Linked DNA regions of Mus musculus: regions 2, 3, 4 and 5 are each linked to region 1. Evidence: chromatin loops called from intact Hi-C (ENCODE). Cell type or tissue: heart. All regions are shown on one strand.

Region 1 (5,000 bases):
GGAAACATACACCATTAGGTTTCTGGCAGGGCATTTCCAGGCAAGTGTCAGGAATTGCTGCTCAGTGATATCATGGACCCTTGGAGCTCCTGAACAGCAGCGGAGAGGCACAGGGAATGGCCTCCCACAAGCATTGACTCCTGAAGGCAGCTACAGAGGTGTGTGTGTTTGATTACAATTTCTAGAAATACCTTTTTCCCAATTTGTTTTCTCTTCTTGTAACAACTCAGTGACCCATGCTAAGTCTCCTTCACTTCGAAATAACGTCCGTTTTCTTGGTTGCTAACTCAGTAGACATGTTTCCCCATTTGATGAAGGAGACTTCCCCTGTATGGAATAGTGAACTCCAGCTGCTGTAAATGAGACTATCCAAGGAACTTTGCTCAACGCATGAGCCCTGTCTTTGGTTTAAGCTCTGCTGTTGTCCCTTTGGAATTATTAAAGACTTATTGTTGAGAGAGTTTTGCTCTGGAGCCCAGGCTGGCCTTAAATGAGCTAACCCTCTTTTTTGGTTTGCTGAGAGTAGGATTTATGCACAGGCATGCCAAGCCTTCTGGAAGACTTTTTAAGACAAAGGATCCCATTTGATCGATATCAGTTTGCCTCGATCCCCTCAAGTTGTGGAGCTCATCTTGTTTTTCTCTTTTCTTGGATAAAAATTGGTCAATCTTTTTTTTTTTTTTTTGCCTTTTATTGGAATTTCTGGGAAGCTTATGTGAAATGTTACATTTTTCAATCTTTCATTGTTACTAGCATTTAAAACTTTTAAAAATCCCCTTTCTGTCTTCTTACTATTCCCTTTCTTGTGTATACAATATGTATTCACATATATAGTCATATATATATTTATTCTTGTACACACACACATATATAAAATGCATTCAGTATTTTTATCCATTCTTCTGAGAATGCTAGTAGCCATTCTTTCTGTACATTTTCTTAGGGGCTTCTTCTTCCCCACCCCTGTTTACTTGCAGGCAGTAGTTTGTGTTGCAGGTAAAAGCAGATACACAGGGTTTGCAAAAGATGAAAGGTTTTTTTTGTTTTGTTTTGTTTTGTGTTTTTGTTTTCTTGTTTTTCCTCCTCCGAAGTAAGAGAGAATAAAAGGCCAGGCAGTGACACAACTACTTTAAGGTAGAAGAGGCAACATTGAGGAGCAAGAGTGTCTGGAAAGTGGGAGGATCTGCTTCTGAACTAGCCAAGTATTGTACAGACACAAAGCTAAAGAGGAGAAGAAACTGAGAAGATCTGCAGTGCAGGAATCAACGCCGGCTCACCATCAAGCGGCACTGCGGTCTCACCTGAACCTTCAATGTGCAGCCAGCCCACTCAGCGACCTCAGGCCACCCTTTCTTCTTAGCCTTGGGTGGGACGAGGGGCAAGGCAGAATGGTGCTTGCTGTCAGTTGTTGGCTAGAGCTAAGGTGAGGGGCAAAGTGTTGAGGGATGCTGAGGACAGAAGTACAGAGGAGCAAGGGAGCTGGCTTTTCTATCCAGATCTGGTAAAGCAAAGAACAGAGGAGTGACTAAGGGAGCCAGGGAGATGCCTCTGAAGATGGGACCCTATGCTTATAGGCAGTGTGAAGCCTGTTCCTTAGTCTTGAAGGAATGGAAACTCAGAAGAATGCAAGCGGGCTCTGAACACACAGATGATTCTGCAGTTGAATTCCGGAGGGAGAAACACCTCGGGGAGGGGCTGTCAAGTGAACAACTTAGACGGACCCAGGAAAGATCACATAAGGAGTCCTGCTTCAAGACTGTCAAAGCCATTGGGTCTTTTAGGTTTAAATTCAATTCTGCAATGGGGTGAAATGTAAGGTATTAGTTTTAGGAAGGACCCTTGCTTACTTGGTGATTCACCTGTGAATAACAGCAAAACCCCAAATCCGAGAAACAATGCATCAGGCAATACTAGATCCGCAGCCAGCCAGCATCCCGCCCCTCAAGAAAAAAATTGCAGACCATGACATCATTCCTCTGGTCTCCCCACACCTGCTCGAGTCCCTCGATGATACCACCAGATGGCGATGTTGGCCTAAGTTGTAGTACATTCTCTAGTCCTGGGAAAGCCTGACCTGAATATAAAACTTCCCTAATCACCACATTTGATTCCCCAGCAGAACAGCACAAAAAAACCTACTGCGGATTCCAAAGAGGCCAACATGGCATCTCACTACATTGCGTGGTCCGCAGACCAGACATCGGTGCATATTAAAGTGTGATTGCAAGAAAACAACTTTAAAATTCAGAGTCCAGGAGTGGCCCCCCGCTCCCCCGCCTCCCGCGCCTAGTCTCGCTTTGCGCTCCCTACCCCCACCCACGGTCCAGCAATCTCGGACGTGAGGCTTTTCTGCAGCCGCAGCGGCATGGCTGGCAGTGTGGCGCGGAGGTGGCAAGCTCTAGGGACCCACGCAGCGTCTGTCTGTGCAGTGCCCAGATGGCAGGGGCTGGAGAGGCCTCCAGAAACCTGCAACTCAGTAGCATTTCCCCAACTGGATCTCTGTCATCCTCCCAGGCCACCCCAGCTCAAGAGAACCTACCCCATCCAGAACTTCAGGAGGCAGCTTGGGGCCAGCAAAGGTGGGAGGTGGTGGCATGAAAGTAAGGTCTAGTTAGGATGACCAGTCTCCAGGGTTAGAAGTTTTATAGCTTACAGGGCTTCCACGATCCCAGGTGCCCACCCAATTGGTATTGCTTCCACTAGTAGGTCGCGCCTTGTGTAGGACAGTGTATGATGGGCAAGATGGACCGCAGGCGCCTGCTAGAGAGTGACACTCTGGCTCCCAGTAGCTTGCACCAAAAGGTCCGATGACTGTCTCTGGTCCCCAGCAGTCAAACCTCGGTGGTACTTCTAGGCCTCATAGGCGCGTGCTCATGGCGCACGCACAAAGCCCAGCGGTGCAGTGCTCCCCGGCAGGCCTGGGCTGGCCCCCTCGAAGCGACCAGACGGTGTCTCACAGCGGGCTTGTCCCCGCCGAGGTCATCTGCTAGGCGCAGCTGGGCCGCGGAAAGTAAGAAGCTGATGAATTTTTCATCGCGATTCCCTTGGCTGTCGATCTGAAGGCAGTTTCTGGGGCAGCAGCCTTTAAGGACCTGTCTGTGCCAAGGGCAGCCCCTCCCCCACCGCTCTAATTACTGATAGACAGGAGAAGCTGGTCCCAGGTCCCCTCCTGCTCCTCCAGGGCGTGTCCTGGTCCCTCTGGCTTTGTTTGATTTCTGAGCATTGGGCGAGTGGGAAAGGAGGGATGAGGAAGAGCGCCTGTCTAGTTTAATAGCATGTGTAGACAACCTGCCTGGAAAAAGGAACACAGAGGTGCTCAGCTCTGACCTCCAGGAGTTTGCAGGGATCTGCGGGGATAAACTCACAAAATGGAGATGAAAGAGTCTAATGTGGGCCAAGGGCCGGGCTAGTGGGGCTGTGAGTGAGACCGGGGCTCAGGGAGAGACATGGGGAAGGGATAAGTTGAAAGGAAAGGACTCCAACACCCGGGCACAGGAAGGGGCAGAATGAGGGCGGGTCTAACTTTGCGCTCTCGAGGGGACCAGAGGCACACAGGTGCAAGGTGTGGACCTGGATCTACCCAACACATAGGTAGGCCTATCACAGGTCAGAAACCGGCCTTTTCTTGAAAATATGATACAGATATATCAGGAGAAGTCACTATTAGATAAGAACACTGAGGGGCTTTTTGTTCCTGAGTGGGGGAGGGGATGGGGAGGGTGGGAAAGGGTGGGGGAGCGTGGGGGAGGGCTGTGCCAGGTTTTTTTTTTTTTTTTTTGTCACACGGATTGTTTTTGCATAAATGTAAGTTAAAAATACACACTTACATACCATGCACACTGTTGTGTATGGAGATGGTCTCTAGAAATAGTTTTGTTTGTTTGTTTGTTTGTTTAAAAAGGTAATGCAGGTATTTCTAAATTTTGGTGAAATAAACAAAAGAATTCACCCAGAGTCACAATCTTTGTATATGTCCTTATTTTTTCCTTATCTTATTTATTTTTTCTGTGCAGACCTCGTTTCATTGAGACCATTTTTTGTAAGCGCAGTCATTCAATAAATGCTAATAAATAAGAGACCATAGCAGGAACATTCCCTTAATCTCTAAGTAGAGCTGGGCATGGTGGCTCCTGACTGAAATGCCTGCACCTGGAAGGTGGAGGGCGGAGAAGGAGGCTAAAGGCAGTGCTCTAGGCAGGGCTGAGCTCTGTGGAGTTAGAGGTGGAGTTCCGGACCTGGCAGAGCTGGGTGTGACTCTGCTTGAAGAAAGGAAAAGGTGGAAACATCTCAAGGTGCCTGAAGAGGCTTCTCATCTCACCTCCCAACGCTGAGCTGAATCGGAAACAGCTGGTGACAAGGAAGTTGTGGGGCCCAGCATTCCTAGCATCCTCCTCGCCCCCTCCCAGAGTCACCCCGCCCCCCCGCCCCCCCCCTCACATACTCACACCCTTACCAACCTCTTCCTCAGTGGTAGCTGCGGTTCTAGGACTGAGCAATTCCTCTCTACCTTCTATTCTGAAAACCTGTGCAGAGACTGGTAGCTTATCAAATGCGTTCTCATTGCTTTGCTCCTAGGTTTAATTGAATTAATTTTAACACCTGTTATACCTGCTACAAAGATCAAAAAACTGAGCCTCCATTAGAGTTTTCCTCTGAAACATTAAGTGGCCAAATTAAAGATAGAGCAAAGCTACAGGTTTGTTTTTTTTTTTTTTTTTTTTTTTTTTTTTTTTTTTTTTTAAGAAAAGGTGTTATTTGTGAACCGTGAATGTTTGCTGTTTGTTAAATTAGCTTTCACATTTAAAGCCACCAGAAAGACATTTTTATCAAATAAGAGAATGTGCCACCTGCTTTATTTCTTGGGGGAAAAACAGAGAGGGAGGGCTTCCATTTCTGGCTCTGAAGGAGGAGAGCAGAAAAAAGCCTTGTACTAAAAAACCAACGGCTGAATTAAAAAAGTATGAACTAGTAGCTTGAGAGCATCAAAGATGCAATCGAAG
Region 2 (5,000 bases), 520 kb after region 1:
TTTGTTGATGTTGTTTTGCTCTATGCAGCTTGTCCACCATTTGAGGTTTGTCCTTGAGATTGAACGCCTTGCTAGTAATGTAACTCTTTTTAACACTCAGAGTATAAATCGTCTGATGCTCTGAATAAAGTTGGCTATGGCATAAGACTTTAGTCTGCCTCATTGATCGGCTCCATTCTCCCTGGACCCATTACCTCTAGGGCGGTAAAACAACTGATCCTCCAGCAAGCATCTTGCTTATGTTTAATCAGACATAACAGGGGCCAGGACAGGGCTTGCTTGTGCAAAGTAAGTTCCATTCATTTCCTAGTCGACATCTAACCTAGCCAAGACCCACTGCCAAAATAGCTTTCCAATAAGAGAGTGGAGCCTACATCTTCATTCACTTTCTTATTATGAAAATGCAATTGAAGAGAAATTCCTGAGACACACTGATTGCTTTTCAGAAAAGCCAAACCAAGCGAGTTTTATCTAATAGAGGCAGGATGGTTTTTTACCACATGAGCTGTCTTTTGCTGCTGTTGCTTTCATTTGTTTTTTGAGACAGGTTCTTGAACTGTATCACAAGTTAGCCTAGAACTCATTATGTAGCCCAGACTAGGCTCCAACTAGCCAGGCTCCTCCTGCTCCAGCCTCTCAAGTGCTGGTTTTATAGGTGTTGAATTACCATGTCCAGCTGAGTAGTCAAGGTGTTTGTTTGTATTTAATCTTTTATAAGTGAAATGCAAAAAAATTGCCTTGGCTTAGAATAGGAGGATGACCAAGGAAACAAAGATGACCTTAGCAACAGAGTCACAGGACTCCTTAAATTCTGTGTTACCAGAATTCGTTCATTAGTAACCATTTGTGTGCCTAGTCTGTCAATTTTTTACATTTTAATTGTTTTGCCTGCTTGTATGTCTATGTACCAAGAGCAGGCCTGATGCCCAAGGAGGCCAGAAGAGGACTCTGGAGTCCCTGGAACTGGTATTACAGAAGGTTTCCAGGCACCATGTGGGTGCTAGGAACCAAACCCCGGTCCTCTGCAAGAGCAGCCAGCGCTCTTATATCCTGACCCCAGTCTCTGTATTTAAATGGTTTTTAATTATATTAGAAGTTACAGGCATGTAACTGTAACAGCTAATATACAATGTATTACTAGTGAAGTGAGCCTTTACTTCTCAATGGAGAAGGAAATAGAGAGGAGGGTGAGCAACAGTTTCAGAGATGTAAACATTCTTTCAGATGTTACAGTCTTCCTGAACTCTCACTTTCACACCTGCCAGCCCATATCTTTCTCTTTCTTCTGGTTCTCTCCACTGCAGTCTGATCGCTGAGAGTCTAGGACTATATAGAGATTTTTATCTCCATACACTTCAAGGGTGCCACAGCAGCAGAGTTCATCTGCAAAAATTAAAAAGCAAGCCCTCTCCCCTTTAGAGTGAGTCCGTGACATTTCTTTCCAGCTGAGCTGGACTTTGGAGGGTTTCCAAGCTTGTTTTCCAGCCTGCAGAAGCCTGATGTTCGAGAGGAAAGAGACTGGTTTCTTCCTAGTCAGTGCAGCTAACTTGACCCTACCTGAGAAAGCCTCCTGGATCTGAGGTCTGCGTTGGACTTAAGGCCCAACTCTCTCAACTTTAACGATCTGCCTCGCGGTATTTAACTCCCGCTTGCTCAGACCATTTGATGAGCGATTGGGTATGAAAAGTGTGGAGCAGAGACCATGCACAATGGCTCCTCTCTGGGAACCATTTTGATGCAGCCTTTTGAAATATGCAGAGTTCATGGAGAAACTTAAGTGGGACCTTCGTAAGTAGTGACAGTACACAGAGACAGGGGCTTGGGGGAAGCCAGAGCATCTTCATAGAGCCAGGGACTCGGCCTTGATCTGTAGGCTCTTATTTCTAGGCATCTCCAACTCCAGGGTCTGGGTCCAAGCACAGCAGGAAGCAATCTAAAAGCAAGGTTCATATCCTGGCATTTGAGCGATGAAAGTCATTTCAAGAAATTTCTCTCCTCCTAGGAGAAAAAAAATCAGTGCAGTGACCTCTACCCTTGAAATCTAGAATCTGAATTAAGAATGTTTCTTTTTAAAATAATTCTCTACTTTTCTCATTCCCCATGTTTGTTGATAAAGAAGGGTAAATATTTTTGTATAGCTCACACACAAAAACACCATCGCAAATATCTCCTCGGCAAACCATGTTTTCACTCATAAGTAATTCCTATGGAAAGGCAAGAAAGGAAATTTTCAAGAGAATGTTAAATATATAAATATGCTGTGCTCTGCTATAATATACATTGTTATAGTACATATGTAATAGTATATAACATACAGATAAATACATAGGCAAGTACAGAGATGCAGTGCCCTCTACTGGTCTAACTGAATGTGCTTTTAACCTCTTCCTGGAAATGGGTAGTTTAACTTCCCTTCAAAGGGCTAAGGAAGCCAGAGCACAGCCTGCTATGTGGCTCTGCTTCAGCCTAGGTGACACTTCTCAAGCTTATAGCAGTAAGCAAAGCCTCTTTGCACAAATATTGTCTTCATAAAGCTTGCTCACTCTGCTCAGCTTCCTTTTACTCATGTTCAAAGAACTATTCAAATTCACTCTAGAGCTGTCTGCACATGAGCTACTCTCCATGGTCTCTAGAAGACCACACACAACACAAATTAAGAGGAAATTTGACTGACTGATTGATCTGAGCCATCTAAGCAAAGATCCAGACTTTGCAACTCCCATACAGAAGGCAAACCTCCCTTATGGTATATGATTTGAACTAATCAGATGTAATTTTTAAAACCAAGCAGTATCCTCATCCAAAAAGACAGTTTAAGAGTTTATGCAAGGCCTACGCATCTGTGGAAAACATCTTGGATCCCAGACTCCACCGAGACTACTCTGCACAGGTAAGAGTGTGGACTACAGAAACTAACAGCTTCTGGGACAGGCAGGAGCCACAGAGCTTCTGAGGCAGCCCCCTTTTCGGGCTCCAGACATCCAGGCAACTTCCCTGCCAGAGGATAGGTGTCTGCCCCGCCTGGGAGGGTTTTGCCTGAGCATCTGCGGGAGACATCTTGGCTCCCAGATTCCACCGAGACTAGTCTGCACAGGTGAGAGTATGGACAACATAAGCTAACAGCTTCTGGGACAGGTCCTGTTTCGGGCCTTCATCTTCTGCCAGAAGGCAAGTCTGAACGCCAGATATCTGTGCACCTTCCCTGTAAGAGGAGAGCCTGACTGAAGAGAGTACTCTGAACACTGAAACTCAGGAGAGAGCTAGTGTCCCCAGTCTGCTGGTAGAGAATAACAGAATCACGAGAGGAACAAGCTCTAACCAGAGACAACTATAACAACTGACTCCAGAGTTTACCAGATGGCGAAAAGCAGACTATTTAGACTGAGATTTTAGGGTCACTTATATATACTATCATATCATCTGCAAAAAGTGATATTTTGACTTCTTCCTTTTCAATTTGTATCCCCTTGATCTCCTTTTGTTGTTGAATTGCTCTAGCTAGGACTTCAAGTACAATGATCAATAAGTAGGGAGAAAGTGGGCAGCCTTGTCTAGTCCCTGATTTTAGTGGGATTGCTTCCAGCTTCTTGCCATTTACTTTGATGCTGGCTACTGGTTTGCTGTAGATTGCTTTTTATCATGGTTAGGTATGGGCCCTGAATTCCTGATCCTTCCAAGGCTTTTATCATGAATGGGTGTTGGATTTTGTCAAATGCTTTCTTCGCATCTAGCGAGATGATCATGTGGTTTTTGTCTTTGAGTTTGTTTATATACTGGATTACGTTGAAGGATTTCTGTATTTTGAACCATCCCTGCATGCCTGGGATGAAACCTACTTGGTCAGGATGGATGATTGTTTTGATGTGTTCTTGGATTTGGTTAGCGAGAACTTTATTGAGGATTTTTGCATTGATATTCATAAGGGAAATTGGTCTGAAGTTCTCTATCTTTGTTGGGTCTTTTTGTGGTTTAGGTATCAGAGTAATTGTGTCTTCATAGAACGAATTGGGTAGGGTACCTTCTGCTTCTATTTTGTGGAATAGTTCGTGAAGAAATGCACTAAATAGAGAGAGAATATTAAAAGCAGTAAGGGAAAAGGGTCAAGTAACATATAAAGGCAGGCCTATCAGAATTACACCAGACTTTTCACCAGAGACTAAGAAAGCCAGAAGATCCTGGACAGATGTTATACAGACACTAAGAAAACACAAATGCCAGCCCAGGCTACTATACCCAGCCAAACTTTCAATTACCATAGATGGAGAAACCAAAGAATTCCACGACAAAACCAAATTCACACACTATCTTTCCACGAATTCAGCCCTTCAAAGGATAATAACAAAAAAAAAAATACAAGGATAGAAACAAGGTCCTAGAAAAACCAAGAAAGTAATACTTCAACTAACCTAAAAGAAGACAGCCACAAGAACAGAATGCCAATGTTAACAACAAAAATAATAGGAAGCAACAATTACTTTTCCTTAATATCTCTTAATATCAATGGACTCAACTCCCCAATAAAAAGATATAGACTAACAGACTGACTGCACAAACAGGATCCAACATTTTGCTCCTTACAGGAAACCCATCTCATGGAAAAAGACAAACACTACCTCAGAATGAAAGGCTGGAAAACGATTTTCCAAGCAAATGGTCTGAAGAAACAAGCTGGAGTAGATTCTAATATCTAATAAAATCGACTTCCAACCCAAAGTCATCAAAAAAGACAAGGAGGGGCACTTCATACTCATCAAAAAAAAAAAAAAAAAAAAAAAAAAAAACTTCCAAGAGGAACTCTCAATTCTGAATATCTATGCTCCAAATACAAGGACAGCCACGTTAATTAAAGAAACTTTAGTAAAACTCAAAACACACATTGCACCTCACACAATAATAGTGGGAGACTTCAATACACCATTTTCAACAATTGACAAATCATGGAAACAGAAACTAAACAGAGACACAGTGAAACTAACAGAACTTATGAAACAACTGGATCT
Region 3 (5,000 bases), 1.0 Mb after region 1:
GAAAAATCTAGTCTTTTGGCCATTGCTATCAGTGAACTGAGAAAATATTCAAAGACTTGTACCAGAAAACCTTGCAAAAAAATCTAAGGAAAAGTCACGTCTCCTGCCAGCAATATTTATGTCTTTGATCTCGTGTGCTTCCATAGCAATTGCCAATTCCCACTTTGAATACAGTTCCTTTTACTTCATCTATCTCTGTACTCTGGCTGCAGCAAAATACTATATTTCCCATTTTCATGTCCACTGTATGTGCTAGGCGCACTGCTTCACTCATGGCAAACCAGCTGGTAAATAATAAACAACTGAAATAACACTTGGACAAACAAGCAAATGGACAGAGACTGGCTGTCAGTCCTGGTCATTACATTCCCAATTAAATGGACAGAAGGACAGATGAACTGCTATCGGTGACTACCGAGCTGGAACATTGGTTCCAGAATGGAGTGCAGTAGAAGAGAATGCCAGTTCCTGAGGAAGAGCTTTCCAGTCTTCATACGAGGCTGGCTACAGGGGAGCATTGGGTGGGCTAACCAGCGGAAGACAGAGGTTCTGGGCTTCCCTATCATCCATCTGCAGGCAGGCTGACACTCTTTTTTGGTGCTCAAATCAGTGGTACTATCAATGACACAATATTTCTCTGAGCTCTCACAGAGCAGCAAGACTCTTCTTGGGCTGATTTTTGTCTTTGAGTCTACTGTGCTGGAAGTTACTATGGCCCACACCACAAACAAATGTTCTAGTTTACATATGTGGTTAGGTCATGCTAAAATGCAGATAAGAAGACAACCCAATAGAGTCTGGGGTGGGAGGTAGGGGGTATAAAAATTGTTCTCCCAAATTCTATTAGAAAAATGAAGCAACACCATAAGTAGACCATGTAATTTCCCATGTCTTCTGAATGGGGCAAGCCACCTGCCACCCAGCAGCACATCTGAGGCCCAGGAGATACAAAGCAACACAGCACATCCCAGGCCCCGGAGGTACAACAAAGCAACAGGCTCTGCTTGGGCTGCTCTGTGTCACAGCCTCCTAGGCATTATTACAGTGCAGTGTTTCATAAGCAACATGGATAACAAAGAATCATCTAAAGAAAGAACAGAGCATGTGGTTTAAAAAGCAATGTACAGCCACAGCTATAAGTGACAAGCATAACTTGACCTTGTTATGCTACAAAAATGTATTTGAAGATAAGTTCATACAAATATTTTTCTTCCTTTCTGCACAAAATTTTCTTGGTTTGTGTTACTCTTATTACCAAAGTTGGGAGGTGGGGAATCTTATTTCTTCCAAATAACCAAGCATATTGACATCACAGGCTTCTTTTGCTTGGCAGATTACTGAACAAACAAATATTTATTCTGAGTCACTCAGCTGTGATACATGGGGGGATTCACGACATGCTGTGTCTGGTGCCTGTTAAGCTCTTACAAGATAATTGGACTTTGGACCACCTAGAACACTGTGTTCAATGGAGAGCCAAATTTAAAAAATTCAAAAACATGGAATGAGCAGAATTTAATCAGTCACACCTCCATCAAATTGAGGCAGAAATAAATAAATGGGCAATAGAAAGGTGCAATAAAGCCAGGATTAATCAAACCGTGATTAATTCCGGATCAGATTAAAAACCAATAGTGCCAGCTGCATCAGTCTCGTCTGTGGCGTTCACCTCCCCTATTCCTTTCTAACACCACGCTTCCCCATCGTCTCAACCCACTCTGCTCTCACCCCTAGGGCACGTTCCCTGGATGGATAAACCTGCAGGAGAGTTAATTGTCACATACATGGATTTAATCACATTGTCCATCACATTTGGGGCCCTGCCTTCAGTGATCCGTGACTAATTGTTGTGGTAATTTTTCAATCATTAACAGCAGCACATATGCTGCAGACAAATCCCAAGGTGCCTAGTAAGCCCCAGTGACAAGCAGACCAGAGGCTCCAGAAGGATTGCCACACGCCAGCCCAGCCCCCAACCCCAATCCTATTAGTCATGCCTGCTTGTTAATATACACTTATCCCAAGGATATGTCAGGCTGCAGAGAGCTCCGAGGGCTCCAGCCTGCCTTATGACTTGCCCTGTTTTCAATCTAGATTCTGAAAAAGGAAGAGGAAAGGAAAGGAAATTAAAACTCCATGTGGGACAAGTAGCTGAGGCCCTATTCTGAATTCCACTTGCTTTTCACTCACTTTCACACAGGCTCCTGAGCTGTGGCAAGTGCCCTTTCTTTGAGTTTCAGCAGTATTAGCAATCTCCATGGCAACCACCAGTGTGCATCTGCTACACCAAACTGCAGCATCTCTGGCTCAATTCTCAAGTTGCCCTGGTGTCAGACGGGGCATGCCATGTGCACTGGTGGGACAAGACCCTGCCTTGGGGAATCTTTCAGCTGATTGAAGCCTGGCTCTAATCACCACATAATATGAGCGAACAAGATCACAGGGAATATAATCCGCCTGCACTAGGCAATAGGGGTCCAGAAATGCTATTTATTTTTTCATTTTCTTTTTCTTACGGGTCTTTGTTGGCTAAAAGCAAAGAGGCACTAGCTATCTAATAAAAAGGTTTAAATTTCAAGTAGGTGCCACAATGTTTCAAGTCACTGATTTGTTTAAACCCTATGTCTCAAACACCTTTCATTAAGGAAACTATTCAAGAGGAAATGCAAATTCCTGGGGTTTTCATTTGGGTCTTCTTAAGAAAATGGATGTTTTGCGCATTAGCCAGACTATGGAAAGGAAAGAGAAGGATTCACTGAGTTTCATTGAAATCTCACTCATTAGTATATGCGTTTTTATTCCTCCTGCAGAGTTTCAGGAAATTCCCTGTTTTACTCCGTTTTCCCAAGACTGAAATAAGACCTATTTTACTCTAAGGCACCTAGCTCCAGATCACAGAACAAGATCTTCGAAAAACTTAATTAATATGAACAATTCCTGCTTAGCTGCTCAAAAGAGAGATGGTTGCTATAGGCTCTGTTATCGTGAAAAGAGGGACCGAGCGCCCTCTGCTGCTGTGTCTAGGTAAGGCTCTCCAGTTTGGAAACCTCCCGCTGAGGTTCACTTCTGTTACAATGCACTCTTAGAAAACTCTAACTTAAAAGGCACTTACTGATCAGCAAGAGGAACAAGAGAGATCCAGATAACAACAATGAGGCTGCTGTAAATAGAACAGTCTTCTACACAGCCACTCACCAGTACCTTGGCTATTATTAGAAACAGCTCGAGAAAGAGCTTGGGAAAATTCAGAGTGCTGATTGCGTATCATAAGCACAAATTAAAGAATTAAAAAAGAAAAAATGAATCTGCCTTTGCACTCACAGTCTCTCATGTCTACACGAGCTCACTGATTAGTACATGTTTTAGAACACTCAGGTCAAAAGAAAAAACTTGTTATTTTAGATTTAAAGTCATAACCGTAGTTTTAGACTTTACTTTCAAATTTAGTTTGAACAAACACAAATTTGTATTTACACAGCGCTGTACAAAATAAACAGTACAGAAACATTTCACTTCTGAATCTCTAAGAACCTAATTATCATAAAAATAAAATTTCAGAGAAAAATACACTAAATATTACTTCTAATCCTCTTAAACAAATGAAGGCAATCTACATTTACAACTTAAAATACTAGCTCAGCTCTGAGTTCAAATTCACTCTAAAGAAAATGATTCAGAAATTGTGCTTCTGAAATTAATTCCTTCCATAATGCCTAAAAAAAATGACCACAATACAATAGATAATAGTCTAACTAAAGTTTAATGCACGGTGGATTCAAATTCCATGTCACAAACTACTCTGAGAGCTACAGATAACATTCTTAATATTTACAACTCAAGGTTAATGTCAATATCTCCCATGAATAAAATTAGAAATTAATTAAGAATTAATAGACAGGCCAGGAGTGCTAGCATGGCCTTCAGTCCAATTCTCTGATGGTAAACTTCAGTCTAACCTGAGTTTGAGGCCAACCTGATCTACAGAGTTTCAGGCCAGCGAGATCCTGTCTCAAAACGAAACAAAACAAAACAAAACAACAAAGAATAGGGGTTTGAGAGATGAGTCTGTGTTAAAGGACACTGCCAGCTCCTAAAAGGACCCAGCTTCAATTCCCAGCACCCACATGGTATCTAACATGACCAAACTCCTGTTCCAGGGGATTGGGTCCCCTCTTCTGATTTCAACAAGCACTGGGCACAGATGCTGGACACTTACATATACGTAGCCAAAACACCATACGCAGAAAATTAAAACAAAAGTAGAAATCAAAGAATGAATTAAAATTGAATCAAGGAAAGATGAGACTAAAGAGATAAATATCTAGTATAATACCATATAGTTGACAAGTGACAAAAGAATCCGATCTATATCTGACTCAGTTACTGACTTAGTTACTGAGCTCTGCAGTACAACACTGAATAGAATCATATCCTGTGAACAGACTCAGAGAGGTAGAATACAGAATCCAGTTCCCTTTGGGGGGGGGTATTATAAAACCTCTGGTTACCGGAACCATACCCTATTTAGAAGCACATACATTATCCCATCCCCTCTGGCTTGCTTCATGAAGTATCATCAGTTTATCCTCAAAGTGAGCCAGCATGACTGACAGAAACCTGGCTCTATGATAGGATACCAGTGTATAGAAAGAATATTCTTGATGATCAAGTTCCACAGGCTGACAAATGGTCTGTGAGTTGCAAGAATACCAATTAGCAGGTGGGTTCCTGCATGGTGTGTGTTGGAGTAGAGGGGCATGAGGGGTCTTGTCTGTGAGTAATGGTCTATGGAGAAAGCCATGGGGGATTAGCTACTAATAGCCCATCCTGGAGTCACATGAGCCAGTGCCAGTGGGAGTCCACCATGGGGGGCAGAACACCCCACCATGAGCTGCTGTGAGCTGCAGGGACCCTGGGTGGAATGGTAGTTAGTACTGCTCTGTGTGCAACAGCACCCTAGGAAGGCTAGGCATAATAAACAAAGGAGGGAAATAACAGAG
Region 4 (5,000 bases), 1.3 Mb after region 1:
AAAGAGAGAGAGAACAGCCTAGAGCAGGTCATCAACAGCATCATGTGCCAGAGTGGGTCCATTGCAGGGGCTCCAGGACCTGGGCGCAGTACACACAGCAGGTATTTGCTGGTGGCAGTAGTGGAGCATGCAGTTGACTGTGGATCCTGTCACCCTGGACAAGACCTCAGCATTTCAGTTTTCACTGATAAAAATGAAGAGCACAGTGTCTCTTTTAGAGGATTTTTGCATGATAAATACTATACCTGGCACAGGCTATGTTTCCAGTAAAGTCTAACCCTAAGGACAGGACATAATCAAGGCAGCCTCAGCAGTGTCTGGCATTTGCTTACTAGGACTGAAGAGGGCGAGGATGCTACCACTGTGCCATTAAACTAGCAAGCAGTAAGTGATACAGGCGTGTGTGAGACGTCCTATGCTCTAGCCCAGGGAGGTGGGTAGAATACAGTGTTGGAAACACATACGCAGTAAGAGGGAATTAAAATATTTCAGTCACTGAAGTGATAATACAAAATGTATATGTTAGAGAGATTACGGTACCAAGAAAATGTAATTGTAGAGAGTTGATAATGGAGGCATAATTTCCAGGTAGAGGACCAGCCAGAGCTCTGAGTGCTGGCGGAAGGGATGATGGCCAAGGAAAGGGTGGGGGTAGGGATCATGTACATGCTGATTACGTCAGAGGTCAAGAGGGAGCTCGGGTCAGGCAGTCAATACCATGAGAGCATTGGTAATGAAGCCATGGGGATAAATGAGACCATAGCTAGTCTCATTTATTTTTATGATTATTAATAAATAATATTTAGTAAAGGCATTGGTGAGTTTCTGGTGTTCTGTAGCATTTCCTATTAGTATGCATAAGGAATGTTGGCATGAAATGAATTTTCTGCTCCTTCACAGCAATCTCTCCTGTGATTTCTTCCCCCACCTATTGCTTTTCCTGTAGATGAAGCTTTTTTTAAAAACTCTGTGGACAAGAAAGTGTTCGCTGTCACTGAGAAATACCACGGCTATCACCCTCCCTGTCACAGTGATGAAGAGCACTGGCAGGAATTAGGAAGACTCTGGGTCTTAGTTCTCACCGTTTCAGTTCTGACTCCTTGGTATATCCATGGTATATGCCATGGAATATCAAGGCATTTCATAGTCCTCAGCTTCCTCTTCTACAAAATGAGGCTAACGGGGTCGACTGTGTAGAACAGCTGTACAACCCACCTGCAGTGATGCAGTAAGAATGGTTGGCGTTCACCTGGCCTACAGAAAATGGTCAGATGTGAGCTCTTAACACTGATAGCGATAACTGCATTGTCTTTCCTCTGTGTGTGTGTGTGTGTATGTGTGTGTAATGAAATGTCATGTAAATGAAAAGCGCTTAACTATCAGTTAGCCACATGTTTGAAATAGCAGGTTGGTGTTTCCCACAGGGATGTACCTGGTCTGCCCTGATTATAGATGCTGTCTCCCTGCCAGAAAAGAGAGCCTGACTTTCTGCCTCTCGTTGTTCTAAATAAGACATTTTCCTTCTCTGGGAGCCTTTCCCTGGAGCTGAGGCACGGCATTGGCCTTGTGGCCTGCACTAGCACTGTGACCACCACACAATCACATCATGCCAGGCACCAGGCTGACTGGTACACACCAGCGCCCAGGCAGATCCCTGCTCCTGCATTTACATAGCTCTAACTCTGTTGTTTGGAACAATTCGATTTCCCAGCTCCTGTGGCTGTGGGTAGCTGGGGTTCTCTGGAAAAGATGGAGAAAATCATGAAGTAGTTTATTTGGCATGAGTCTCCAAAACATAACCACTTTTCCTTGTGGAAACTGAGTCAGGCATTTCCTCTCCCAAGGCTAGGGTGTGACGTGTGCTGAGAAGGAAACAACCGGCTATGCCTCAAGGAAATGCCTGACAGGCATTTGCTTTCCTCGCACGTCCTCCCTCAGTGGGTAAGCTGCTCTGAGGATGCGGTCACATCAAATCTCTCTCCCTGCTCTAAGCATTTCTTTTTCTGGGGTGTGGAGCAGCTCTTCAGGGAAGAAAAGCAATTTGATGTCAGGGGCTCCTTTGAGCCTTGGGAATTAGGCCTCAGAACCTTGGAATTGGAGCTCAGCTGCTGCTAGAAAATACACTGTGAATGTTTTATTCAGTAATGCATATATAACATTGAGCAGAATCCAAATACATAAATCACTTATACAATAGCTGTTAAGAGCTACCTGCCAGCATTTCAGAACGCACTGCTGGACTCACTTCCAAGGTCCTTTACTGCCATCTGCTGGCCAAAAGTTTGTTTTATGTTGGTGAATTCTTTAGTAATTCTTCATAAATCAGGATTTTCTGAGGCAAAAATTTCCCCCAATAAATGGACAACTGCCTTGTTTTTTGTTTTTTAAGATTGCAGACACCATAGCACTCTAGAAGTATGACAGAGGCAGTTTCTCCTTTCTGGCTTGATTCTCACTGTGTGCTTTTCTGAGCCGCCTAGACCAAGGCCCCATCAGCCTGCATCTCAAGATCAAAGCTATGCTCAAAGTATCTTTAAAATGGGTCCTGCTGTTGTTACAGTCAGCCTTTCAATAATGTTGGCCTACTACCACCAATATATTACATCAATGAGATCAGAATCCTGAACATCACCAGCAAAACCTACTTAAACCAGCCCCCAAAAGTCTGCTTGAAGTGTAAGTTCTAGACCCTTCAGTGTAGGCACTGAAGGCCTTAGTGCACTAACAGATGTCTTTTGAGTCTCTTGAAGTCTGTCAGTGTGAACATGAAGTGGGAACATGCTGGTCTTTTCTGCCCTGAAACAATGCGTGGGGCATCTCAGCTCCTTGGAGGTCCATGAAATGCTGAGCAGGAAATACCTAGAATGAGTAGACCATGGTGAACCATGCAGAACAGGATCAGGGGGTGCTGTAGAAGATAGCACTGACCTGCAGACTGTGAGATATGGGGGCTGGGGAGGGCAAGATGCCTAGGGACTCTATAGTGAATAAAGACTGTGTAAAACAGAAGATGACTGAACTGCTATTGTGTAGTATACCCTTAAAATCTGGGTGTGGCTATAGTCCCAAAGAGGTGTAACACTATCTTTTGATACAAAGAATGTTATTTTTCAAATTTAAAGGAGAAAACGTTTAAACGTGGCTTTTTATTTTCTCCATAAACAGTTGAAGAAAGTGTGGAATGGAAGAGTAGTAGAAGTTAAAATAACAAATGTAAGGTAGACTCTTATCTCAAGGATCGTGAATACCCATTATTGTTGTATAATAAACAACCTGTCTGATGGTGGATTGCAGTAAGAATCTTCATTTTATACCATACTCTACTTCTCCAGGTCAGAAATCCAAACATGGCTGAAATACAAATACAATGATCAGGGACCCAAAAGCTGAGCCCCAAGTCCTCTTATTCAATTGTCAGACAACTGGTGCTGGCTGGCAGCTGGGGGCCAGGCCAGGGATTTCAGCCAGACCACAAGTGGGAGCTCTCCCTGTAGCCTGGGATTCCTCATAGCATGGCAGCTTCCCAGGTCTAGAATTCTAAGAATGAGCCAGGCAGAAGTCACATTACTTCTAGTGCCGTGCAATATTTCTTCTGCTGTCGTTGGGGTGTAAGGGTCAGAGTCACAGAACCTTCCAGGCACAGTAATAGTGTCTCCATGAAGATTTAAGTCACACTGGAAGAGGGACATTCAGGGCACAAGTCTGTCCTTGGAAACAACCACCGACAAGGTTTGTTTTGCACATTACTGTAGGTTCCTTGCACACACAGATAACCTCACAGAATATGCCAGAGGCCCTTGGTGGCCTCAAACCCATTTTCAGTGGGTGATTGGTTGGGCCAGTGGGCCAGCTTTTGTTCCAAATCCCCCTCCAGTTTGCAGTCAGACAAGGTCCAAGGCTCTGTTGGTCTGACCTTCTTCATCCTGAAAAGAGAAAGACTGGGACCCACCATGAAACTCATGGTAAAGGCACTTACCAGCAAGCCTGAAAACCTAAGATGGATGCCTGGAATTCACAGGATAACAGAAAGGGACAACTTGGGCAAATTGTCTCTTGACCTCTATGCATGCTTCATAGCACACATGTACATGCACACACATAAAATAGATAAATGTGATTGGAAAAGAGAGTGGGCTGTGGAGCACAGTGGTAGGTCACATGCCTGTCAGTCAAGCTCAGGGCTTTGAGTTCCATCTCCAGTGTGGAAGAAAGAAAGGCTGAGCTCTGGTCATTATCCTGTCTATAGTTAAACATTTGCCCCAGTGGTAGTACAGTGTGCAATTCCAGTTGGAGGGCTGGAAAGTTTGGAAAACCTTACCTCAAATTATAAGACACTCCCTGCCCCCAACTCCTCTAATGCCTTCATGGTCTCTAAAATTCCTCCAGTCTGCAGAGATTTTGGCCATCCTTAGCTGTTCTGAAATTTCAGTTCCCTGCTCTGTAAAATCCTGGGGCCTCTCATGTCTCCTGTCAGTAAACACTTTCACAGAATGAGGTTCTGTTGTGCAGCTAGTCACTGTGGGTGTGAGAGCCTGCAAAAGAAGAAACCCTGTCCTGGGGGCTCTTGCCTAGGCTACTTGAGATGTTTTCTTGATGGCACTTTATATGCTTAGAGTGGCTTTTGTGGTCAGCGGGGACATTTGAAACTATCACCTGGCATTCTACAGACGAGGAACATGATTCGCCCAAAGTCAAGGGGCAAGTGAAGTGGCAGAGAAAACCAAAACTCCATCCCTGACAGCTGTGCACGCTACTGTTCATGCGATCGCCTTTTAACAGAAGATACATAACCATGGGGACCTGAGCCACGTCACCCTCCTGCCTCTCGCTCTGCATTCCCAGGAGGCAGCGCAGTGTCACTGGCATTGTATCTGCTCACATGTATAAGTGCCCATAATTTTATAAAGTGTAGGCTTTCATACGTGAAATGTAAGATTAAAAGTCCAACATATCATAAACAAAAGAGTTTCTATCACACATGGAGGCTCTGGATATGATTT
Region 5 (5,000 bases), 580 kb after region 1:
CCGCCCCCTCCTAATGGAGTGAACCATTCCCAGCTCTCCCCCCCCCCCCCCAGCCTCTCACTCTCTCACTCTCTTTCTGTCTCTTCCTCGCTCCCTCTCTTTCTCTCCTCCCTCTGCCTTCCCAGTGCATAAAGTCTCTGTCGCTCCCGGAACTTGTTGGCAATGCCTATTTTTCAGCTTTCCCCCGCGTTCTCTAAACTAACTATTTAAAGGTCTGCGGTCGCAAATGGTTTGACTAAACGTAGGATGGGACTTAAGTTGAACGGCAGATATATTTCACTGATCCTCGCGGTGCAAATAGGTAAGTGGCCGCCCGGTACGGCTTGGTAGGCGACCGGAGATTGCCTACCCCAGAGGCGCCTAAGGGGACTTGCTGGCCAGGGTCTGCCGCTGGTTGCAGAAAACCCTGCAGACTCCCTGAGTCGGGGCATTAGCTCTTGGGGACTCTGGAAGGAGTTCTGGTTTGGTTTTCCTAAAGAAAGTGATTTCTTTTGCAGGGAAGTGTGTGTGTGTGACCGGCTGTTTTCCAAGGGGGGTTCTCCCTTTTCTCCAAAGCGCACATCCATTTTTTTCCTCCCTCTTTGGGGTTAAAACAGGATCTGAGCGCTCGTAGCATTTGTCCCCTGTTATACTGCAAGATACTATCTTGAGGGGTCAAAAGGTAAAGGGAGGAATAAGATGCCTAGGTAGCTAGGGCTGAAAAGTTTATATGCAGAAAGCAAAGATATTCTAAGGCTGCCCTCAAACTGCAGCATTTAGAACTTTGTCCTTCCTCCGCCCCTCCCCCTAGATCTTAGCTGCAGCGTTTGCTCCGGGCACCGCAGACTACTCCGAGAAGGATAAATCAACCAAATATTCACTGATATACTTTTTCAGGGTCATGTGTGTCTGTGATTTTTGGCAGATTAGCATCTCTATTATTTTTATACAGGAAAGTGGTTTAACGTGTTCGCATTTTGTCTTTTCGTGGGTTTGTAATTTTTGTTTGTGGCGGTTTATTGGATGGATTTATTTAGCCCCCCCCCCCATTTCATGTTAAGGAATGTGAGTCTCAGCTACACTGTTGGGAGGCTTTTTTAAAGTTTATATTTTTCCATCCAAAATGCAAATGTTTTAAGTACTAGTGAATCCGCTTATGTGATACTGGATGGAAACATTAATTAATGTAACTGAAAAGGGAAATTAAAGCAGCTTATTAATAGAATGGACAAAAGGAAAAAAATAGAAAGTCTCCCAGTGGTTATTCTGCAGATGGAGAAAACTGTTCGTGCCAGGCTGGAGCGTTCTTTACAGACAAATCCTTGCAGCATTTCAGGGGTGCGTCAGGGAATTTGTGTGGGACAAGAGAAGAAATACTTAACATTTTTTCTTCATAAGAAATATAGAGAAATTGGGGCTTTCGGAGCATTAAAACTGATTCTTTCTATGGGGTCCATATGCATTTGCCATATTCTTGAGAATTTGTTTGGGGGATTTTTTTGGTTGTTTATTTGTTTATTGTTTTGCAGAAACTGGGATTTTTGCAAAGCAAGGAGCATGCACCGGGATGTTGCCTTTTCCTTTAATTTTAGGAGATGACTTAATGCTTTGCATCTGGTGGTTTTGTGCCTTTGACATTAGTTCAAAGAGCTGCAACCATCCTAGGACATAGATCCCAAGGGCAGCAAATGCTGTAAGTGTTAGAAATAAGTGAGTGTGGCATTTTGCAGTTAGACGACTAATGTTCATAGATTAAGAAACAGCTAATGTTTTAAGATAGGGACTTCACCTGGAGGATGTTTGGGGACTCTGTTTTCCTAGTAGATGAGAATAGAAATAATGAAACAGTAATTTCAGGAGAGATGCATTTGATGAACCTCAGCCTGAAGATGACCAAAATTTTCATAGTGGAATTAAAATGTATGTTCCTAAATATCTACCTTTCTCCCCCGCCCCCCATTGGAGCCTCAGTCTTTATTAATTCATGGATAGAAGCTGTCCCAAATTACTGACATTTGGCAAGAAGCGTGGGGGTTGGGGAGGGGCGGGGAAGTAGAGGATGGAGAACGAATGAGGAAGTTTGGGATGAATGAGAGAGGTCCAAGAAATGAATGAGAACATGGAAACCGCACTGGATGGGGATGCAGAGGAGACAGGCCGGCTGCCTGTCTCGGGGTTACAGAAACCGGGTTCAGAAAGGACTGGGAACTCGACCGATGTGTGGTGCCTGCACCCTCTGTCCCGCGCACTGCTTCCGGCTTTCCAGTGCAAGAGCTCTAGAAGCCACAATTTCTAGACACAGAACTGTTCCCGAATTCGTATTTTACACACGCTCACACACATGCGCCCTGCGGGGTCTGCTCCAGCAACGCCTGGAAAAAAAATAAAGTGACAGGAAAGCTTCCCGCCTCCAGAAAGCCCCAAGCCCTCTTTTAAAATCCAACGCTGATTTTGGGGGAAGGGGGAGGAGCAATGAGTGAGGAAGGGCCTGCGGCCAGAGAGGCTAGGTTGCATTTTGTTTTCTTCTCGCAAAGGCATGTTTGTAACATACATTATAGAGGAAGCTTAATGCGATTTCTTTCATCGTGGCCGAGCTACAGTAGAACAACGATTTATGTATTCATAAGACACGGTGTCGGTGTTTAAATTTTGCTTTTATTATAGTGCCAAGGGTTTTTTTCTTCTTTTTAAAATCGGCGTGAAATCGGTATAGGTCTATGGAAGGTTGTGTGTTTGCCCCAGCTAAGGTGGAAGTTAACCTCGCTCCCTTCCGCAGAGCTTCCCGTTCCGGATTAGAAAGCACTAGTCCCGCCTAGCTCTTCCTGCTGCAATCTGCCAAGCGCAGCTCTCGGCTGTCTGCAGCTGACTGGGTCACCTTCCCGCGAGTCTGCAGTAGCTTGATGTTCAGAGACAGGTAGACTGAGACTGAGGGTGCTAGGTGATCTATCCTTCTGGGAGTTTTCACCCCGGGATGGACGCAGAAGAGGCCAGAGCTCAGACCCCCTAGAGCCCATGGCCCACTTCCATTTTGGAATTCACCGTCTCCCCTTCCCCGCCCTTACAGCGGTGATTTGCGCCTCTCTCTAGCCCTTCGGGTACCCTGGGATTTTTGTTAGCCACTAGATGGGAAGAAATGGAGTTTAAGTTGCGCTGGCCTTCCCGGAACCTAGCAGCTCTTAAATTCACCGCCTCCGAGTTTGGTTGGTTTGAGTATGGAAGCTAAGACCTCAGTGTGGCCTGAAATTTTTTCTTCTCTCCCCCACCACCTCTGCCACAGATTGTGCCATCTCCAGCCCCCACCCCATCCCTGTCCGAGCCAAAGTTCTAGGCCGCAGCTTGCTGGGCCCCTAGCAGCCTGGCTGCAGCCTTGAGAAGAAAGGTCTGACCTAGCTGTTTCCAGAGATATAAAAGGGGTGTGCAAAGGTGAGAGATGCAGAGAAGCAAAGAGAAAACAGGGCGCGCGCGCACACGCGCGGGAACACACACACACACACACACACACACACACACACACACACACACAGCTACTGAGACCAATCCTCATCCCAACTAGGTCTCTTGACATTTATTGCCCTTCTTTAGAGGTGCAGAGGAAGTATTCACCTAAGAGTTTCACAAAGAAGAGACTCCGAGCTGGGCAATCAGAATAAAAATAACAGTAATAATAATAATAATAATAATAATAATAATAATAATAATAATAATAATAATATCCTGTTCCCTTGGCCGTTGTGGTCTTCCAAAGACCATTCATTCATTCATTCATTCATTCAGCAATTATTTGTTGAGCTCCTGGCAAAGATCCGGGTACCCGATGGCTATTCTGGGGGTGTGGCGCTTAGTTCAGCTGCGTAACCCCAGCCTCCCCACCTTTCCCAGGCCCGTTTTCGTCCCCAGCACACTGTTTCTCAGACCTCCTCTGCCACCACAAAAATGGAAGATTGCACCGCGAGACGTGACAGGGTTTTTGCTGGAGGAAGTGTTGAGAGACAAGGAGGGAGTGAGGAAAAAAAGGGTAATAAAGGAGATGAGGGAGGTGAGAAGAGGGGGCGAGGAAAACAGAAAAAGAAATAGAGAGCAGTTGGGAGCGGGCTGGAGAAAAATAAATGGACTCACCTCCCTGCTATCCCTCTTCACCCACCCACGCTCCCTCGGATCCCTCCATCTGCACCAGAGGTGGACCGAATGCAAATAGGTCATCCTGGGCCACAGTGCTGGATCAGAAAAGAGACCACGCCAAGGAGCCTTAGGGTCAGTAGTGGGGCAGAGTGGCGGTGATGCTTACTGGTGTCCCTCCTCCCCACAGCTTACCTGGTGCAGGCCGTGAGAGCAGCGGGCAAGTGTGATGCAGTCTTTAAGGGCTTTTCAGACTGTTTGCTCAAGCTGGGCGACAGCATGGCCAACTACCCGCAGGGCCTGGACGACAAGACGAACATCAAGACCGTGTGCACGTAAGTGTCCTCTCTGACCCTGGGTTTCCCTTCTGCTGGCTCTGCTGAGGTCAGAGTACATGCCACTCACTCCCCACCCTCATCTTCTGTCCTCGTTCTCCTCCCACCCCCACCTCCTCCCCTCTCGACCCCCAGCCCCATTTGCTCAATATTCTGCTGGTTGGCATCTGTGCCTTTCTGCCTGCTGGCCAAGGCTGCCCTCAGGCTCAGTTCCCTGGTTTAAAGTCTGCACTATCTAAGGGGATTCGGTGGCCTGAGGAAGGCTAAGAAAGAGAATCTTCCACTACCATAAGCTTTCCACCCTTACAGGCCTGCACCAGGACAGGCTTGGACCCAGGAAAAGTGGCAGTTTAGCAGTTTCTTGCTCCACAAAAATCTTTCCTTTGAGATAATCTCCAATCTTTCTTCTTGTGAGTGGGCAGCCTGCCTAGGACTCTTGAACAGTTGATTCTGGTTTAAGGAGAATTGGGGTGATGCTACATTTAGTTAAAGGCAAAGCCCCTCCAAAACAGACCAAAATAGAGGCCACGTTCAGGAAGGGAGGGAGGGTCTCCCTGTTTCTTAGAGAAA

Evidence for each region. Peaks named below come from ENCODE experiments on the same cell type or tissue, not always from the same donor. Only the 100,000 strongest peaks of a DNase experiment are listed, where the experiment ranks them.
Region 2: it touches region 1 in a loop (5-fold over the local background); 26 of 42 quality-filtered maps call a loop at or near these places.
Region 3: a loop joins it to region 1, with 6 times the contacts of the local background. A loop is called at or near these places in 30 of 42 quality-filtered maps.
Region 4: a loop joins it to region 1, with 10 times the contacts of the local background. A loop is called at or near these places in 26 of 42 quality-filtered maps.
Region 5: a loop joins it to region 1, with 5 times the contacts of the local background. A loop is called at or near these places in 10 of 42 quality-filtered maps.

The regions. Positions count from the first base shown.
Region 1 is chr13:37,309,766-37,314,765 of GRCm38, reverse strand. No RefSeq gene overlaps it. Among named protein-coding and RNA genes, the nearest start is that of Gm40913, 21 kb to the left of the region's middle. RefSeq lists an enhancer at 956-3,800. In heart, a CTCF peak has its summit at 2,014 (motif pointing right); a DNase peak (open chromatin) is centred at 2,015; H3K4me3 peaks cover 1,498 bases; H3K27ac peaks cover 1,506 bases; H3K27me3 peaks cover 2,171 bases.
Region 2 is chr13:36,786,925-36,791,924 of GRCm38, reverse strand. No RefSeq gene overlaps it. Among named protein-coding and RNA genes, the nearest start is that of Gm30489, 35 kb to the left of the region's middle. In heart, a CTCF peak has its summit at 2,363 (motif pointing left); no DNase peak of the experiment used is centred here.
Region 3 is chr13:36,280,277-36,285,276 of GRCm38, reverse strand. The region is part of intron 4 of Fars2 (phenylalanine-tRNA synthetase 2 (mitochondrial)); the gene reads right to left. Among named protein-coding and RNA genes, the nearest start is that of Gm40912, 75 kb to the right of the region's middle. In heart, a CTCF peak has its summit at 3,017 (motif pointing left); no DNase peak of the experiment used is centred here; H3K27ac peaks cover 805 bases.
Region 4 is chr13:36,016,691-36,021,690 of GRCm38, reverse strand. All of the region lies in intron 2 of Lyrm4 (LYR motif containing 4), which reads left to right. Among named protein-coding and RNA genes, the nearest start is that of Ppp1r3g, 51 kb to the right of the region's middle. In heart, CTCF peaks have their summits at 2,271 (motif pointing left) and 3,472; a DNase peak (open chromatin) is centred at 3,480; H3K27ac peaks cover 551 bases.
Region 5 is chr13:36,729,537-36,734,536 of GRCm38, reverse strand. It overlaps Nrn1 (neuritin 1), which reads left to right and starts at 60. Exons shown (of 3, transcript NM_153529.2): 1 at 60-301; 2 at 4,286-4,430. The coding sequence starts at 247. It overlaps Gm30177 (a long non-coding RNA gene), which reads right to left. Exons shown (of 2, transcript XR_382190.4): 2 at 2,615-5,000. In heart, no CTCF peak of the experiment used is centred here; no DNase peak of the experiment used is centred here; H3K4me3 peaks cover 2,892 bases; H3K27ac peaks cover 315 bases; H3K27me3 peaks cover 3,585 bases.